Linked DNA regions of Mus musculus: region 1 is linked to region 2. Evidence: chromatin loops called from intact Hi-C (ENCODE). Cell type or tissue: left cerebral cortex. All regions are shown on one strand.

Region 1 (2,500 bases), 850 kb after region 2:
TGGCATAGCTGTGGTTGCTTGGCTCTGTGCGCTTGGAAAGAACATCCTGGTGGCAGAAGTGTAGGGAGAAGGAGTGTTTTTTCTTTATTTCATGACAGACAGAAGTCATGCAGAGAGAGAAAGAGGAGAGGGAGAGAGGGGAGGGGAAAGGTGGGAGGGAGAGAGAGTTAGAGAGATGCCTTTCTCTCCTTTCTAATTCCACTAAGCCCTATCTTCCAAACATTCCACACTCTCCCAGTATAGCAGGTGCAGCTACAAACACAACCACACATGGGGGGTGGGGAGGGGTTGATTTTACATTAACTACAAAGCCAGTCAATAGATAAATAGATATATAGTTATCTTAGATAATGATAGTGTCCCAACTAAAGGCTTCAAACACAGACTGTGTTGCATGCCCACACATACACACACACCACCCCTACCACCACCATCACCACACACCACTGGTACATGAATTATAAATGCAATCTAAATTAAGTAGAGTGGAGAAACCAAGCTGACCTCTCTGGCTATGGATATCATATGACCAGCTTCTTCAAGCTCCTGCTACAGAGACTTCCCTACCATAATGGACTATGGGTTAAAATGTGAACTACTATAAACCTCTTATCTCTTAGGTCGTCTTTGTTGGAAAAAAATGTATCTCTGCACCAAGAAATAATAGTAAGATAGTGTTTCTTTTTTTTTTTTCTTTTGGTAGTGCACACCTTTCATAGCACTTGAAAGACAGAGGTAGGAAGAAATCTCTGTGAGTTTTGTTTTGGGCCAGCCTGTTCTACACAGTGATTTCTTGCTTGCTTGCTTGCTTATTTATTTATTTATTTTTATTAGGTATTTTCTTCATTTACATTTCCAATGCTATCCCAAAAGTCCCCCATACCCTCCCCCCCCACTCCCCTACTCACCCACTCCCACTTCTTGGCCCTGGTGTTCCCCTATACTGGGGCATATAAAGTTTGCAAGACCAATGGGCCTCTCTTTCCAATGATGGCCGACTAGGCCATCTTCTGATACATATGCAGCTAGAGCCACGAGCTCCGGGGGGGGGGGGTACTGGTTAGTTCATATTGTTTCTTTAACCTGAGGAGCTGGAGAGATAGCTCAGCAGTTAAAAGCACTTGCTACTTTTGCTAGGGTTCAGCTCCCAGCGGGAACATGACAGCTAACAAGGAGTCCTAACACCCTCTTCTGGCCTCTGTGTGCACTGCATGTGTGTGGTGCATAGACACACATGCAGGCAAAACACACTTAAGATATAAATAAATAAATAAATAAATAAATCTTTAAAAAATATAATTAGAAAATGTGTTTGGTTATGTTTAGAGGAAAAGAGATATTTCAAGCAGATACCCCGTCAATTTCATCTTTGTAAACTTACAAATGGAAATTTGGAGTCAATTACCTTAGACATTACATAAACCTTTACTTAATATGTTTTTAAAAATATTGTTGATACCTTTAGCTTCTTGGGTACTTTCTCTAGCTCCTTCATTGGGGGCCATGTGATCCATCCAATAGCCGACTGTGAGCATCCACTTCTATGTTTGCTAGGCCCAGGCATACTCTGACAAGAGACAGCTATATCAGGGTCCTTTCAGCATAATCTTGCTAGTGTATGCAATGGTGTCAGCATTTGGAAGCTGATTATGGGATGGATCCCCGGATATGGCAGTCTCTACACGGTCCATCTTTTTATCTCAGCTCCAAACTTTGTCTCTGTACCTCCTTCCAAGGGTGTTTTGTTCCCACTTCTAAGGAGGGGCATAGTGTCCACACTTCAGTCTTCATTTTTCTTGAGTTTCATGTGTTTAGGAAATTGTATCTTATATCTTGGATATCCTAGGTTTTGGGCTAATATCCACTTATCAGTGAGTACATATTGTGTGAGTTCCTTTGTGAATGTGTTACCTCACTCAGGATGATGTCCTCCAGGTCCATCCATTTGGCTAGGAATTTCATAAATTCATTCTTTTTAATAGCTGAGTAGTACTCCATTGTGTAGATGTACCACATTTTCTGTATCCATTCCTCTGTTGAGGGGCATCTGGGTTCTTTCCAGCTTGTGGCTATTATAAATAAGGCTGCTATGAACATAGTGGAGCAGGTGTCCTTCTTACTGGTTGGAACATCTTCTGGATATATGCACAGGAGAGGTATTTAGGGATCCACCGGTAGTACTATGTCCAATTTTCTGAGGAACCGCCAGACTGATTTCCAGAGTGGTTGTATAAGCTTGCAATCCCACCAACAATGGAGGAGTGTTCCTCTTTCTCCACATCCTCGCCAGCATCTGCTGTCACCTGAATTTTTGATCTTAGCCATTCTGACTGGTGTGAGGTGGAATCTCGGGGTTGTTTTGATTTGCATTTCCCTGATGATTAAGTATGTTGAACATTTTTTCAGGTGCTTCTCAGCCATTCTGTATTCCTCAGGTGAGAATTCTTTGTTCAGCTCTGAGCCCCATTTTTTAATGGGGTTATTTGATTTTCTAGAGTCC
Region 2 (2,500 bases):
TCTCTCTTTTCCCCCTCCTTTTCTCCTCTCCTCTTCTTCTGTTTGTCCCCCCCCCAAGACTTGGCTGGCCTTGAACTCACAGAGATCCTCCTGCCTCTGCCTCCTGAGTGCTGGGATTAAAAGCATGCACTACCATGACTGCTTTTTAGAGTAAACTTCCTCTCCATATGTGCATTGGCCATTTATAGTAAGATATGAAGAAGGTCTCTTAAGTGGATGTGTAAGTGAAATAAATTTAAGTATTTCACTATTCCACAATGTAAAAATTTGAAAGGCAACATTAGGAAGATAGTGAGTAAAAAGTGGTGATTCCCAGACTCTGGAGAAATAGAAAGAGTCAAGAGACGAAACAGGTGACTAAACATCTAAATAATTTATTATCATTGCATGTGAAAATGTTTATGTGTGGTTCACATATGCCACGATGCACATGTGTCGTTCTGAGGACAATTTTCCACCTTTATATGCATTCTGGGGACCCCAGGCTTGATGGTAAGTGCCTTTACTGGGCTGAGCCAAACTAAAGGAGGTGATTTCTAAGGCAGTGGAACTATTCTCTATGATACTACAATGGTGGATACATGAAATCCTTCACAACCCATGGATGCATACAGCTTTATAGTATATGTACTATAAATGTCAGTCAATAATAGCTGTTCAGCATTGTTTCATTACCTTTAACATTTGGGTCCTCAGAGGAATTATAAGCAGTAGGGGAAATTACACGAGGGAGAGGTATAGATAGGGCTTTGTACTGTTTAATCTTTCTGTAAGTCTAAAACTCTTGTAAGAATAATGTCAATAACAGCCCTCCCAATCTACATATGTATATCTTTATCTATATCTATATCATCTCTATATATCTGTCTCTGTGTACCCAATTTCAACTTGCTGACAACATACTCAGAAATGAAACATTTCAGTTTTGAAATAATCAGGTTGTCCAAAAGAGGGCGCCAAAGACTTACAAAGGCATCATCTTTGTTTATGCAAAAAGAAATGAAGTAGTGAGATAGACTCAAGGGTGGAAGGGTGGGGGCTCTGACTCAAGATCACATAGGACACGTGCGCCTCTTTCCTGTGGCTTCTGTCCTTCTTTAGAGTGGGTAAGTACTTTGCCCTATTTATTTCCTTTATTTTTGGGAGTCAGTCTCTAGCTCAGGGTGACCTTGAACTTGCTATGAAGCTGAGGCTGACCTTGAACTCCGGATTCTTCTGTTCTCACTCCCAAGTGTTTGGAATACCACTGTGGGACATTAATACCTCTCAGTCCCTTGTTTGCTCTGGTTTCGGATCTTTGGGAAGTGTAACAGCGTAATCTACCCTGTTGATGCCCTGCTGACATCAGCGCTGATCCTGGCTTTGAAGAGACCCCCAGAAGGCTGGAGAGATGGCTCAGTGGTTAAGAGGACCCTGCAGCTCTCAACAGCCGTGACAGCTGCACACAGACACACAGGTAAATAAAAATTAAAAAATTAACACACATAAATAAAAATTAAAACAAATTAAAAGGAAGATTCAGACATGTAAGCCAAATAAACTCTTTACTCTCTCAATCTGCTTTTGGCCATGGTTTGCCACAGCAACAGAAGGCAAACTGGGAAAAGTGTGTGTGTGTGTGTGTGTGTGTGTGTGTGTGAGAGAGAGAGAGAGTCAGAGTCAAATAATACACTTAGCTTTTCTTCAAAACAACTACAGATATGACTTATTCAATTGGGTTTGAACAGGAAAATTCATAATTCAAATTCTAAAATTCTAATTTCCTCATTTTTATTTATTAAAAGATTTGCATTTATTTAATTTTATCTGAATGAGTTCAAAAGAGGGATCCCCCAAAGCTGGTGTTGACATGGTTGTGAGCCACCATGCAGGTGCTGGGAATTGAACCCTGCTCTCAGTAGGAGCAACAAGTGCTCTTAACCCCTGAGCCATCTCTCTAGCTGCAAATTCCAGCTTTTAAGAATTAGCATATTGCACTCGCGTCGGCAGCACACATACTAAAATTGGAACAATACAGAGAAGATTAGCATGGCCTCTGCTCAAGGATGGCACAAAAATTCGTGAGGCACTCCATATTTTTTTGGGTAGCGAGTAGGATGTAAAGTGAATAAGTAAAAAAAAAAAAAAAAATTAAATTAAAAAGAGAATTAAAAATATTTTCCATGATGCACTAGAAATTTAGAGATATTCTTAGGTCACCTATTGACAGTATTCTTTGTCTGTATGTCCATCTAGACAGGGACTTTCTTTGTAACTCTAGCTGGCCTGGAACTCTCTATGTAGACCAGGAGAAAGCACTGGATCCCTGGGTTAGAGTTATAGGTGGTTGTTAGCTCCCTAGTGTAGGTGCTGGGAACTGAACCCAGGTCCTCTGAAAGAGCAGCAAGTGGTGTTAACCACTGACCTATCTCTGCAGTCCTCCAGGGATTCCGCTGCCACGTCTTCACTGTAGGAGGTACAGATGTCCTTGTGTTCACATGTGAACACCAGGGTAGTGATT

What was found. Peaks named below come from ENCODE experiments on the same cell type or tissue, not always from the same donor. Only the 100,000 strongest peaks of a DNase experiment are listed, where the experiment ranks them.
Region 1: a loop joins it to region 2, with 2.6 times the contacts of the local background. A loop is called at or near these places in 3 of 42 quality-filtered maps.

The regions. Positions count from the first base shown.
Region 1 is chr8:112,908,547-112,911,046 of GRCm38, forward strand. All of the region lies in intron 1 of Gm45904 (a long non-coding RNA gene), which reads right to left. Among named protein-coding and RNA genes, the nearest start is that of Gm45904, 12 kb to the right of the region's middle. In left cerebral cortex, a CTCF peak has its summit at 1,214 (motif pointing left); a DNase peak (open chromatin) is centred at 1,182.
Region 2 is chr8:112,060,532-112,063,031 of GRCm38, forward strand. It overlaps Gm36671 (a long non-coding RNA gene), which reads left to right and starts at 1,041. Exons shown (of 3, transcript XR_388036.3): 1 at 1,041-1,106; 2 at 1,233-1,456. Gm22827 (a small nuclear RNA gene) reads left to right here and starts at 1,974; the gene lies at 1,974-2,080. In left cerebral cortex, a CTCF peak has its summit at 941 (motif pointing right); a DNase peak (open chromatin) is centred at 972.